Linked DNA regions of Homo sapiens: region 2 is linked to region 1. A link is a contact called in ENCODE Hi-C or POLR2A ChIA-PET data. All regions are on one chromosome and are shown on one strand. Each heading gives the region's core, a stretch centred on a gene start or an enhancer-like site at or near the end of the contact. The rest is flanking DNA. Distances are from core to core; before and after follow the strand shown. Region 1 has its middle 21 kb from the start of MYOT. Region 2 overlaps FAM13B (family with sequence similarity 13 member B).

Region 1 (7,320 bases), core at 3,049-5,548:
ACATGTGTAAAAATAAAGGTTCATCTGGACAGAAAAATAAAGAAAGTAGAACTTCAGGCTTTTCATTACAGCCTAGGTCCCCTTTCCTCTTATTTCCCAAGAAGTACACATTATGAGATTTACTCACACAGGTCAGGGAAGTACTTAAAGGAAGATCTCTCTGCTCTAGGGATGAACTGTGTGGATTTTATTCCTGGCTCCACAGCTTACTAGCCATGTGACTCTGGGCAATTTGTGTAAACCCTCTAAGCTCATGTTTCCTTTCTTGTAAAATGGGAATGATAATATCCCTAGATATTGGAGTTGTTGTGAGGAGTGAATGAGATTATGTATATAAAGTGGTTAGTACAGTGCCTAGGTGATTAACTCCATTTCACAGTTATTAAAAATTAAGGTCAGAGGGTTGTTGTGAATGATCTTTTTTTTTTTTTTTAATTTGCAAAGCCCGCTTAATGCTACAGATTCTCCTCTCTAGGACTCTTCTACTTGCACACATCTCTAGCACATGACACTGTCCATGTGGGAGGTAACCTGACTCCCAGCTAACGACAGTATGGGGTCTTAGCTGTCCTTATGCACGCAGTGTTCCTCTGGGCAATAACTCTGTGTATGTATGCATGGCTAACAGAAATGGAATAGCCCCTTTTAAAAATTGGGCGTGACTTTATAACATAAAAACTTATGTACTAAATCCAGTGGCATCAAAAAGGACAAACAGGCTGAGAACAGTGGGCTCACACATGTAATCCCAACACTCTGGGAGGGAGGGATGGGAGGATTGCTTGAACCCAGGAGTTCAAGACCAGCCCAAGCAACATAGCAAAAGTCCATGTCCACAAAAAAAAAGTTTAAAAATTAGCTGAACATGGTGGCATGAGCCTATAGTCCAACTACTCAGGAGGCTGAGGAGGGAGGATCACTTGAGCTCAGGAGTTCAAGGTTTCAGTGAGCTATATTATCGTAATACTGCACTCCAGCTTGGGTGACAAAGTGAGACCCCATTTCAAAAAAAACAAAAACAAAAAAAAGACAAACATCCTTTTCCTATTTTAGGTGACATGTCAAAGGAAATAGAAGTTTGAGGGTTAAATATCAAAGTATTTTCTGCATTCAGCAGGACGTAAAAGACATCTAATCTCCCCTACCTCTAAGATGATGTCTCTGCTTCAGAATGCCACCACTGGAGAGGGTGCCATTGGGGTTCAAGCAATGGCTCTTCCTAAAGACAAATGAAGGGGTGAAATGTGTTTATGAAGAAATGTGTGTCTTTAAACCAGTCTATCAGAGATAAGAATAAAACAAGTCAGTTTTGATGTGGGCTTGAGGAAGTGATAGGTTTGGAGGGCTAGTTCTAAAGGAAGAAAACACTATAATGTGTGTGTAGGAAAGGGTTCTGGGGAGGGGCAGACAGAAGAGGTGAGGAGAGCTTGCAAAATATAAACTATATCAGTCAGCAGTTCTGCCAAAAGCTGGATTTGAAGTTGTTTGTTGCTTCTGGGACAGGAAGGCTCTTAACTGTAGGCAACTTTTCTCCTGTCATCTCTCATCAGCATGATCACTACAAGTGTTAGAGAGTGAGACCCAGGAAGCAGTGTAGACTATTCACTTGGAATATGGGCCCCCCACCATCACTGTTCCTCTCCTTTGCCCTAGGGCCAGGTCAATTTCAACATTTCACCCTCAAATAAGAAAAAAAGATCATAAACACAATCTTTAGCTAAATTTGAAAGTTCCCTAACAAAACAAAGTGAAAAGTAGCTTGCCACATCATTCAACTTTTTATCTTAGTATTTGAACCCTAAGGCCTGAATTTTTTATAAAGAAGAATTCTACAAATTGGGTCTTTTAAAGCTAGTTCCTCTATTGTCAAAAGAACAACTGGGGAAAGACAGTCTTTTAAGAGATGGTTCTTGGAACATTTTATTTTGGTGCCCTAAGCCCTCATGTGAGAGATCTACTACCAGGAGGTCACTATCCTGTGAGCTCAAGCCACATGGAGATCACTGAAAGATGAGACACCAAGTTGGGGACTGGGGTGAACTGACAAAGATGGCACAAAGGTGCCATACATGTGAGTGAAGAAACCATCTGGGAAATGCATAATCTAGTCCCAGCTGTCAACACTTGGATCAGAGATGAACTGCTCAGCCAGCTCTTCTCAAATTCCTAAACTAAAACATTAAGCCACAGGAGAAAGACCATATGCCCCAGAAGAGCCCTCCAGTGAGCAAGATTTTAAAGATATGCCCCAGTTGTTTCTAATTCCACTAGGATTTCAGTATCAAGGGAAAGAAGTAGTAACATTCATAACTCATGACAGGCATCATATCCTTTGATGGAGAAGCTGTCTGAGAAAGGCCATGAACAATGTGGACTTTGACAACAAGAAAACAAGTACAGTAAGGGTTGAGCTACATAGATATTCAAATAGAAATGCATCTTTTGTAACAACTTCATAGAGTAAATGGTTTTATATAAAAATACAATTTAGATATAGGAACCATGAGAACCAGGACAGTAAGTATTTTAATCTAACATGGAGAGACATATGATTAACAATCACAAGACAGACCTCCTCTTTGGCACTTTGTAAAATCAAAAAATTTGACAAAACACTGGGGACAAGACAAAACTCTAAATGTGATGAAGTAAAATTTCCAGTCACGTAGAAAATAGCTCACCCTTGACATCAGTTTAATGTGTTGAAAATTTTTTAAAAGTGATTTCTTTTTCCCGAAAGCAAGCAAGCAAGAAAACAAAAGGTACAGAGACCAATGTGAAGGCTGTATGCTAATAAATTGAGAGATATGAAATAATTAAAATCTACTTTTGTTAGAAAATGGTCTAGATCAACTGGGGAAGAAATAGTGAGATGCATCTTTAGAATCTCCCATGTATCAAGCTTCCTTAAGAACTTTTCAAAACTGTCACCAAAATACTCAGTTGATGTCAAATATCATCATCTTCTTGAGCAGCTTGAGTATGTTCACAAAACAGATGCATTTATTTTTGCAGGGACTAATATTACAGTCACAGTGGTGACTGTGAACTGACACAGTGGGCCACAGCAGAAGCTGGATTTGTTCAGAAACTGATGAAAACCATCTCATACACACAAAACTCACAACTCCTTTACTGACTTAATTCACATACCTCTTTCCTCAACTATTTGTTCTCCCTCCACCCCTGTTAGGTGTAATAGAAAATAAAAAATGGCCAGGTGCAGTGGCACACACCTGAAGTCTCAGCTGCTCCAGAGGCTGAGGTGAAGATTGCTTGAAGCCAGGAGTTTGAGGCTGTAGTGTGCTAGGATCACCCATATGAACAGCTACTGCACTCCAGCCTGGGCAACATGGCAAGATCCTGTCTCTTAAAAAATAAAAAAATTAAAAATGAATAAAGTAATTAAATTGTTAAAATCTTTCACAATATCTGGTGCTTTATGGACACTTTGAATTATCTTTATGTGAATAAAGGTTACCTAGTATGGCATCTGTTACCAAATAGAAGATAAATAAATATGCAAACACTAAATCTCCAGCCTGTGCTACCTACCTAGCAAGACTCCATTTCTACAAAAAAAAAAAAAAAAATTAGCGAGGCATAGTGGCACATGCCTGTAGTCCTAGCTACTGGGGAGGCTGAGGTGGGAGGATCACTTAAGCCCAGGAGTTCAAGGTTGCAGTAACATATGGTCGTGCCACTGCACTCCAGACTGGGTGACAGAGTAAGACCCTGTCTCTAAAATCAAAACAAAACAAAAACACTAAATAATAAAATAGGCAAGCAAAAGAAAATAAATGGAACAACACAATAAACTCTCCAACAAATCAAAATAACTTAAGCAACATTTTAAAAGAATGCAGAGTTTAGGTTATTGTATGAATTTAAAATATTCTCACTAATGTGACATTTTAATACATTTAAAATACTGTACATTGCTAAACCTGCTTTATCTTACTTCTCTTTCCTCTTTTTTTCCGAATGAAGCTACTGTCAAATTCTTCAGTTGTTCACTTTTAAATAGATCTAATGTCCTATTTTTCAGACCACTGAACCTATATAATATCCATGAAGCTAGTATAACTCTGCAGACATCCTAGCTATTCAGGCAATGTTATAAAGGCATCATCATTGTTCATTTGTCTGATCTCTATGTATCTTGTCATCTTTCCAGGGTAAGATTGCCAAGGTCTTGGACTCTTCATTTGGTGGAGTCTAATTCTGTTCTCTTTACAAAGAGCTAGGGTTACACTCAGCAAAGGTTACCATTTACGTGAGACATGAAGCCGGCTAGCGTAACGCATCACCAAAGTAAAACCCCTGGCTATTTTTTCCCTCAAGGACATCCCCAGTGCCACATAAAATCAAGAAAGAACACTTCAGGATAGGTCACACGTAGGGCCTGCATGTACTATGAACCCACACTTTCATTTTTATATTCTGGAGTGCGCTATTTTCAGAACAGTCAGACAAAGGGGTATTTTTCCTTTTGAAAAATCTCCTTTTCTCTCCCCTAGAGGAAAATACATGAGAATCAAATGTAAGAGACTACAGTGGCTTTAGCAAGAGAAGCCAATATTTAAGGGTGAGCTTTCTTTTAGAAATTATTCCTTTTTGTGTTTGGCTTTGCTTTATCATTTACTCAAATTAGTTATCAAAGATTTTTAATAAATAAATAATATTTTAAATTGTTTCAGTAATTTCTAAGACTCAGCTCATTATCTTTCAAACCTCTGCATTCTGAAGTGGCAGTCAAAGCCAGTGCCCTAAGTGCTGACTGCTTTTGCTTTAAGCACTAACGTTCATCTTTCTTTCTCTTATCCTCGGATGGAAATTCATCTACTCTGGTAATTCTGAAAATTGGAGATTTTAAAGCATGATCGGGCTTCGAGATTTTTTTTAAATGTTTAAAAATAGCAAATATTAAACCTAGAAGAAACCTTAGGGACCATCTCACTTCTGATATAACTGAGACCCCAAAAGTCTTGCCCAAATCATAACTAATAAACGACAGCCATAAAACAGAATCCAGATTGCCTTAATCTTGAATTAGTGCTCTCTTTCACCATATTACTTGATCTTTCTATATTTTTATCCATTTCAGATACAGATTATATAACTCAGCAATATGCCCAAAGTAAGATTCAGGGCATTTCTTTGTTCCATTAGTCATCACTGTCTTTTTTCATTGGTTGGAAGATCAGGGACAGGAAACAGGAAACTCCTTCTTGGCCTCCCCACCCCATGGATTAAATGGTAGCAGGGGCTGCCTGGTGCCTTGCCCATGAAGCTTGACTATTCATGCTTAGAAGGAGGAGCATCATGAACATTAAGAAACCAGGTACAAAGACCCTTCTCTTTATAAAGATTGAATTTTCTCTTTTTTGTTTTCATTAGCTTAAGGATATAAAACAATTTCAAGGTGGCAAAAGCCTGAATTCCACACACCACCAAAACTATTCTGCTCATCTTTTCCAGCTATTCCTTTGAGATGTGCCAGGAGCTTAGAGGATGTTTTATCCTCTTGCACCAACTGACCTTACACATTTACTTATAAGGCATGTTTCTTCCAAAAAGTTCCAGAAGTTTCATATATACTCTCTCATATGCTTCCCCCACAGGGGGAAGCATTTCATTTTTATTTTTTTGCCATAGCCAAAGTTTCCCTGTTGTTTCCAGGGTTTCTTTCCAGAGTTTGATGCTTAAAGTTTAGACTCTCTGGAAGTCACAAACATTCCCAAATGAAGTCTCAACCAATACTGCCAACAAAGCCAACTTATTCATTCAACAATTACTTATTGAGCATCTCCTGTGTGCCTGGCACTATTCCAGACACTAGGGATTCAAGAGTGAACAAAACAGACTAAATATCCATCATCATGGAGCTTACATACAAAATAAAAGTTTTGTTTTTTGTTTTTTTTTTTAGATGGAGTCTCGCTCTGTCGCCCAGGGTGGAGTGCAGTGGCGCAATCTCGGCTCACTACAATCTCCGCCTCCTGGGTTCACGCCATTCTCCTGCCTCAGCCTCCCGAGTAGCTGGGACTACAGGCGCCCGCCACCACGCCCGGCTAATTTTTTTGTATTGTTAGTAGAGACGGGGTTTCACTGTGTAAGCCAGGATGGTCTTGATCTCCTGACCTCGTGATCCACCCACCTTGGCCTCCCAAAGTGCTGGGATTACAGGCGTGAGCACCGCGCCCGGCCATAAAAGTACTTTTAAGTCCTTTTAAAAGTAAAGTCCTTCTGGGACTTTAATGGACTGTCTGGTAATGGATGTTCTGGTAATGGACTGTTCCCTTACTCACTGAATTCAGAACCATAAACACATTCTAATCTAATAAAAGATTTAAAAAAATTACAGTCTCAACTACTCAGAATAATATCCACAGTTTTGAATTTATCGAGTAATAAAGAGTCCATTTGCTATAAACCTGCATGGATTGCGCTATAAGACAAGAGACTCAGATTCTAATCTTGACTCTTCTACCAACAGATTGCATGACCTTGAACAAATAACATACTCTCTCTGAACCTTACTTTTGTTTTCCAAAGATGTAAGGCAAGAAGATTTCTCATGTCATCTCTTGCTCTGTAATCATAGGATTGGTTAACCTCACCTAAGATGACTGGTGTAATACTAGGATTTACTGCCAAGGTCAAAAGAGGAGGAATCCTTCTATATCAATTGCTTTTATTTGTCAGGCGGGGTTAAGGAAAACAGCAGAAGGCAACATACACCTCCTAGGAAAATGTAGTATCTCCCTGTGCAATAATCTGCGAAATCAACCAACTCCACACCTATGTGTTCAACAGTAGGCCAGACACTTTGTGGATAGGAGACACATTACATATTAAAAGATCCCTGATCTTAAGGAATTTCCAAAGAAAGTACATGATAATAGATTATTTAAAACAAAAGTGTATTATAGAAGTTCTAAGTTCACAAGAGAAGAAATATCAAGGAGGCCTAGATTAGTAACCTCTGAGGAAGGGTAGACTATCCCCTGGATCTCCATATAACAACCATCATCACAATAATAATAGCAGCTAACATTCATTGAGCGCTTGATATGTATCATATATAAACTAAGTGCTTTTGTAAGCCACCTAACCCTAGAAATAAACACTACTATTGTGTCTTTTTAACCGATAAGGATCATGAGACTTAGAGGGAAACCTAACGTACCTAACAGTAAATGCAAACAATCTGACGCCAGAGTATTCCACACCATCTAATGGTCATGGGCTGCTTGCCTCACCCTCGAGATAAAGGTACAAGCCACAGTATCTGGCACACAGTTTAATGTTCCGTGA
Region 2 (7,320 bases), core at 3,012-5,511, 150 kb after region 1:
AGGCGGAGGTCGCAGTGAGCTGAGATCCCACGACTGCACTCCAGCCTGGGTGACAGAGCAAGACTCCGCCTCAAAATAAATAAATAAATAGAATAAAATAAAACAAGGAAAAAAGCTTTTTAAAAAGGTAGATTCCAAGTTCCCACTCCAAATCTCTAAAGTAGGGCCCAAGAGTCTACATTTTTAACAAATGCCAATGATGATTCTTATCCATAGTAGTAAGTTTGAGAAACACTGGCCTAGGTCTATATCCAGCCTCCAAAAAGAATAAAGTTTAATAAAATTTCCAGTTATTCAAAGGAGACAAAAAGAGGCAAAAGTTCCAGTGGCCTTAAATTGAATAGATCACAAGGTAGTTGATCTTTTTTGCTTCCTAACCCTTTTAATTGCTACTGAAAACTACAAGTATATATAAAAGTAGTGATCAGCAAGCTCGATTATTACTGCAAGAGTAAAGATTCTTTAGCCCTGAAGAATATGCTGGGACAATCAAATAAACAGCTCCTTTTAATAAGGAGCCTCCCACCAGCCATAGTAAACAAATCAAATAAATAGATTTTCTACTTTAAGAGTCAGGTTGTCACCCACAAGGCTACATACAAAATGAATTGTACAACTTTGTTCTCTGAGCTTCTGAAGGACAAAAAGGACTGACTTAGCTTTCAGATTTCACAGATTTTAATTATTCTTTATTTTCATACTTTAGTCAAATCCTGTGGGTAAAAAGCCCTGATATATCAGCCAGGGCTCACACACACCAATAGAAATAAAAAAGATATATCAATATAGTTATGCATCTGCAGCTAAAATATATAGATATCACAGGGATGTGAGAGCTAAAATAAAGACACAAGAAAAATAACTGCTGAGAAATTTCAGGTCAAGTTACATAGGTACTATAGGCAGATGCCATAAAGACCACATAAAAATGCTAATTGTATTCATTCAACCCCTAGACAAGGAAGCCTTGACTAGAAAGACAAACAATAAATCACAGGGGACATATATATTTTAAAGTCATCAGTCAAGCACAACATTGAAGACTATAGTCATTCCCTGACATTTTATCCCTTCTGCTATTAACTCTATTTTCAAATCTGCCTACGATGACATAATCATCTTGAGAACATAAGATCAATCTTGCAACCACTTACTCCAGTCACTAATATTTTGTATCCAAATAAAATAAGAAACTACTATTATTTTAATTTCCCAATTGTAAATATTTAATGCTACAAACGATATTTCAATAAAAGTATTGCAGTTCAGCCTCAACTGACTCTGGTAAAGATCACTTTACCAGTGCAACACAGCCTTGGAAACCATTCTGAATACCCTGGCACCTTCCAACAAAAACATCAGGTAAAGACTTCATTGAAAGCACAGTAAAGGAAGGTGATAGGCTTATAAAAACTGCTGAGCAATTATTAGTGCTGAGTCCTACACACAGTAGAGCTGTGCTACACTCTGCAGTTTAAACGGAAAAAGACTGCAACATGAGGTCACTACTGACAAGGAGGTACCCAATCAAGAGTCTACAATTTTTTTCCTCATTACTTTGCAACTTTTCAGGAGGTGGACAAAGAGGAACAAACTTTTTAATCTAGCTAGACTTCTCTCAAAAATATATAAGCCTAATCCAATATAAGTGGAGAAACCAATCTGTTTTCATTAATCAAACTACTATAACCAGGGACATAAATTATAAATATGAAATTACTAAAATATGCAAAATAGTGCTATTGTTCAATTATCCAATTTGAGAAAAGCATTTATGGTTAACGTTTCAAGTCTAAAAATTGGATAGCTTCCAGATGAGTCATGCTAGAACTATACCAAAATTACCATTTAAAAAACTATGGTTTTGAAAAATGAACATATAAAACAAAACAAAAATAATAACCTCATGCTCCTTTAAAACCAAAAGCAAAAATCCTTTCCTAACTTTCCCCATCAACTTAGGAGTATTTTATACCTATGACAAGAGTATATCAAAAGATTTCTCACTGTTACAAAGTTAGTCAATAAGTTATATATAACAAGTCTTTAAAATATCAAAGGCATCATTTACAGGAGACGGAAAAGAGGGAGAGAACCTGTCAATATTTATCATGTGCTAGTACTTAAAACATTTTTTTTAACTCTAATAAAATTTCCTCATGACCCAGAGCATAAATTCTACTTGTTACTGCCCAACATTTCTGGTACTTCCACCAAAGTATGACTTCCTTTTTACACTCAAGTGGAACCTGGATATTGAAAATGTGAACTGATAAAATCTGTCAACTGAAATATTTTGCAAACTGTATGACTCGATGAAAGAAAAGAAAAAAGATACTACTACAGTCCGCATACCCCTCTAGTCAACTGAAGGCATATTTTCTCAGTAGGGGATCCACAGAATGAAGTGGAAACCAGTTTTTTGTTTTTTGTTTTTTTGAGACAGAGTCTTGCACTCTCACCCAGGCTGGAGTGCAGTGGCACAATCTTGGCTCACTGCAAGCTCTGCCTCCCGGGTTCATGCCATTCTCCTGCCTCAGCCTCCCGAACAGCTGGGACTACAGGCGCCGGCCACCACGCCTGGCTAATTTTTTTTTTGTATTTTTAGTAGAGACGGGGTTTCACCACGTTAGCCAGGATGGTCTCGATCTCCTGACCTTGTGATCTGCCCATCTCAGCCTCCCAAAGTGCTGGGATTACAGGCGTGAGCCACGGCGCCTGGCCAGAAACCAGTCTTAAAACCCTAAACCCATGGCTCTTCCTAAATCACTTACACCTTCTTTCCTGCACCTTATCTAAAATTGAACCATCAGAAACCAATGAACTCACAAGAATGAAGCCCTAACATCAGCAACCCACAAAGAGAGTTTCAATTTTTCATCTTTCTTTTTTTTTGGAGATGGAGTCTCACCCTGTCGCCCAGACTGGAGTGCAATGTGCAATCTCAGCTCACTGAAACCTCCACCTTCCGCGTTCAAGCGATTCTCCTGCCTCACCCTCCCGAGTAGCTGGGATTACAGGCGCTCACCAACATGCTCAGCTAATTTTTTGTATCTTTAGTACAGACGGGGTTTCACTATGTTGGCCAGGCTGGTCTCGAACTCCTGATGACCTCGTGATCCACCCTCCTTGGCCTCACAAAGTGCTGGATTACTGGCATGAGCCACTGAGCCCAGCCCAATTTTTCATCTTTCTAAATTGAGTTTTAGGAAGGCATCAGAAGCACAACTTTAAATGAACTTTATAACACGAAGTAATTTTTTTTGGCTTGTGGTTTCTTAAGCATGAGCATAAATTAAAAATTACCTAAACCTCAAGCCAAAATAAACTTTCCCAATACAACACAGGAAAAAGATTACAAAGCACAGGGAAGAAAAGGTAAAAGCTCTTTTAGAACTCTCCTTTCTCTCTTCACATTTTTTAAAGGTAAAAATTCCCCTAAAATTTGTACATTTAAATATAAAGCTAAATGAGGCCAGATGCCGTGGCTCACACCCGTAATCCCAGCACTTTGGGAGGCCGAGGCAGGTGGATCACGAGGCCAGGAGTTCAAGGGCAGCCTGCCCAACATGGTGAAACCCCATCTCTACTAAAATTACAAAAAATTAGCTGGGCCTGGTGGCAGGCACCTGTAATCCCAGCTACTTGGGAGGCTGAGGCAGGAGAATCACTTGAACCCGGGAGGCGGAGGTTGCGGTGAGCTGAGATCGTGCCATTGCACTCCAGCCTGGACAACAAGAGCGAAACTCCATCTCAAAAAATATATATATATATAATATATATAAAGCTAAATGATAAACATGTGGATATAAAACAACAATTTAGAAACAATCTTGAGATTTCCATGGACTTCATGGATAAGAACCTCAGGATCAATCAAACAAAACTACTGCTTTTTCATGCACCCTAGGCTGCTCACACCCCAAACTCCACCATTTTTTCCACTCTGAAGACAGCTTAAATCTTAACAAAACATAGCTAATGACAACTGCAGAAATAACAGATACATGAACAGACCAATCAATACAACTCACAAGCAAACATTTAAACCACTGGTTCTCAAAAAGAGGTCTATAAACCTGAGAGTCTTCAAAACCGTCTATGAAAGAGTTAGAAGTACCTTCATACTGTATGCCTTTTTCACTGTGCTGACATTTGCATGTTTTCAAATTTCTTAAATTGGGAGGCCATCAGGCTGAGATGGCTCCAGTGCCTTGGCTTCCTACATAAGTGAACTGAAACCCAATGTCAACAGTAAGATGACTAATCAAAACCCACCAACTAACCTCTAACTAGGAACTTTCCACTGTATCATATCCAAATAAGGCAAATGCCTACCCAATCAAGTTATTTCTTTACTTCTGCTTTCAGCCTATAAAAGCCCCAATGCTCAGGCTGCTAAAGTGGAGCACTCTGAACCTCCTCTGGTTTTGACTGCTGCCTGATTCATGAATCCTTTAATGCTCAAATAAACTTAAAATTGTTGTTTAAAGTTTTCAACAATGATGATGCAAAATCAATGGTAGAAAAAGCTGCTTGGGGTCTTAGCATAAGTCCAGACAAGTAATACTGTGGCCACTGCATTCTTCCTCACCAGCCACTTGAAACTTTTTAAAAAGGGGCCAGTCCGTGACAGAGAAGCAGAAAACAATGATTAATTTCATCTTACTCCTTGAGTACATTTCTTTTTTAATATTCAGTGTAAAAGGGAAGTACTCATAAAGCACTTCTGCAGCATAACTTACCTTGTTGAGAGCTAAACTAATCACTTTTATTACGGAATACCATTTTTACTTGAAAGACTAACATCTAAACCATGGTTATTAGGACTTGAACACTGGCAGACATTTTCTCAGAAACGACTAAGACTCTAAGAAAAACTGACAATATAAAATTTGAATTTTCAAGCAAAAATCAAAATTCTGGAAAACCTGTATCCTCCTCCATAAGCTCAAAAACACCTGAATACTTAAAGATGCTTCTGATGCAATCAACAGTGATATTAAAGAATGTGAACTTTAACAAATGTGCCAACTATCTGGAAGATTACAGAACTCAGTGAAGCAATCTTTTCCAAATGACCAATATACCATATCCCATCCCCATCATGGTCCTCTTCCCTGGGTCACCGGGGCAGCCCCATCCTTTGAACGGTGGAGGTAGCCACCCCTAGGGCTCACACACTCTGTGCTCTGGTAGAGATGGTGCTGCCTGTTATCACACCAGAGCCATACCTAAAGTGGCAGAAGAGTATGGTACCAGGCATAATGGAATCTTGCCAAGGTCCCCAAGGTCCCCCATCATTGGTGGCCCCTCCTTTGCATTTAGGGCCTCCTCGCAGGCCCTTGCACTCAAGGCCTGTAATTGATTTCTGAATTGCCTTCAGGGTCTTTTTTTTTTTTTGTCTTTTTTTTTTTGAGACAGGGTCCCACTTAGTTGCCCAGGCTGGAGTGCAGTGGCACAATCATGGCTCACTGTAGCCTGGACCTCCCATGCTCAAGCAATCCTCCCACCTCAGCCTCTTGAGTCACTGGGACCACAGCACATGACACTATGCCCAGCTCATTTTAAAAAATTTTCTGGCCAGGCGCAGTGGCTCATGCCTGTAACCCCAGCACTTTGGGAGGCTGAAGTGGGCAGATCATGAGGTCAGGAGTTTGAGACCAGCCTGGCCAACATGGTGAAACCCCATCTCTACTAAAAATACAAAAATTAGCCAGGTGTGGTGGCACGCACCTGTAGTCCCAGCTACTCAGGAGGCTGAGGCAGAAGAATCGCTTGAACCCAGGAGGCGGAGGCTGCAGTGAGCCGAGATCACACCACTGCACTCCAGCCTGGGTGAGTGCAAGACCTTCCAGCCTCTATCCATTACCCAGTTCCAAAGCAACTTCCATATTTTAGGTATTTGTTACAGCAACACCCACTCCTCAGCACCAATTTTCTTAGTCCATTCACATTACTATAACAAAATGCCATACACTAGGAAACAACAGAAATGTATTTCTCACAGTTCTAGAGGCTGAGAAGTCTGAGATCAAGGCAGCAGCAGATTCAGTGTCTGATGAGGGCCCATTGATAGACTTTTCACTGTGTTACCACTGAGTGAAAGGGCTAAGGAGTCTTCTCTCAGGCTTTTTATAAGGGTTCCAGTCTAACTCATGAGGACCCCACCCCCATGGCCTAATAACCTCCCAAAGGCCCCACTTCCTAATACCAAAACTTCCAGATCATAGCAGCAACAGATTAAATGCAGAAGAAAATGTAAGAATCCTTCACGATAGAAATTCAAGAGGTTTGCAAAAATGTAAAACATTGCTACTAAAAAAGTTTAGGGAATTAGAAAACACAATTACTTTTCATTTAAAAAAAATTACACTAATATGTGATAGGTTTATTGTTACTTTAAAACACTAAATAAGGCCCAGTAATCCCAGCACTTTAAGGAGACTAAGGCTGGAGAATCACTTGCGCCTGGGAGCTTGAGACTGGCCTGGGCAACGTAACGAGACCTTGTATTTACAACAAATATAAAATATTAGTCAGGCATGGTGCTGCATGCCTGTAGTCCTAGCTATTCATCAAGCTGAGGTGGGAGGATTGCTTGAGCCTGAAAGGTCAAGGCTGTAGTGAGTCATGATCATGCCACTGCACTCCAGCCTGGGTGACACAGCAAGACCCTGTCTCAAAAAAATAAAAAATTAACTAAATAATTTTTTCTCAGTTTTAATTCCTAATATAAACACCAATAGATATAACAAACTGAAACAAAAGTTCTTTAGGGTGCCCAATAATTTTTAAGTGTGTAAGGGGATTGTATAACCAAAATATCTGAGAAGCATTAACTTAAAACTAATAAAGGAGAAAGACTTTATTAATAAAAATCCACGAGGTCATAAATAGTTACATTTTAGCTACAAACAGAAGCACCCAGGCCGGGAGAGGTGGCTTATGCCTATAATCAATCCCAACACTTTGGGAGGCCGAAGTAGGCAGATCACTTGAAGCCAGGAGTTCGAGACCAGCCTGGCCAACATGGTGAAACCCCATCCCTATTAAGATTACAAAAATTAGTCAGGTGTGGTGGCGCACATCTGTGGACCCAGCTACTTGGGTGGCTGAGGCGCAATAATCCCTTAACTCTGAAAGCAGAGGTTGCAGTGAGCCAAGATTGTGCCACTGCCCTCCAGCCTGGGCGACAGAGCAAGACACTGTCTCAAAAAACAAAAAACAAAAAAAAAAAAAACAGCATCTTTCCAAACTACAACTTGGCAAAGAAATACTCCCTGTAGTTAAATATTCTCAGTTTTTATTTCTAATATG

The links. A loop is a pair of places that touch in the nucleus more often than their neighbours do. ChIA-PET counts read pairs that join two places held with the same protein, here RNA polymerase II (POLR2A). Pooled maps may share reads with other maps.
Region 2: a pooled map shows a loop between it and region 1 (2.0-fold over the local background). The contact joins two enhancer-like sites. A Hi-C loop is called at or near these places in 1 of 168 maps with a recorded cell type or tissue (aorta), 1 of 37 single-sample maps with no recorded cell type and 2 of 50 pooled maps. POLR2A ChIA-PET finds 5 or more read pairs at or near these places in 2 of 52 experiments (GM12878 and activated T-cell).

The regions. Positions count from the first base shown.
Region 1 is chr5:137,843,578-137,850,897 of GRCh38, forward strand. No RefSeq gene overlaps it. Among named protein-coding and RNA genes, the nearest start is that of MYOT, 21 kb to the right of the region's middle. Within about 2 kb of position 4,299, at least 2 of the 41 ENCODE cell types and tissues checked have a DNase peak (open chromatin) inside an H3K27ac peak, as active enhancers do; they include GM12878, where a contact is called at or near this core.
Region 2 is chr5:137,993,715-138,001,034 of GRCh38, forward strand. All of the region lies in intron 7 of FAM13B (family with sequence similarity 13 member B), which reads right to left. Among named protein-coding and RNA genes, the nearest start is that of FAM13B-AS1, 35 kb to the right of the region's middle. Within about 2 kb of position 4,262, at least 2 of the 41 ENCODE cell types and tissues checked have a DNase peak (open chromatin) inside an H3K27ac peak, as active enhancers do; they include GM12878, where a contact is called at or near this core.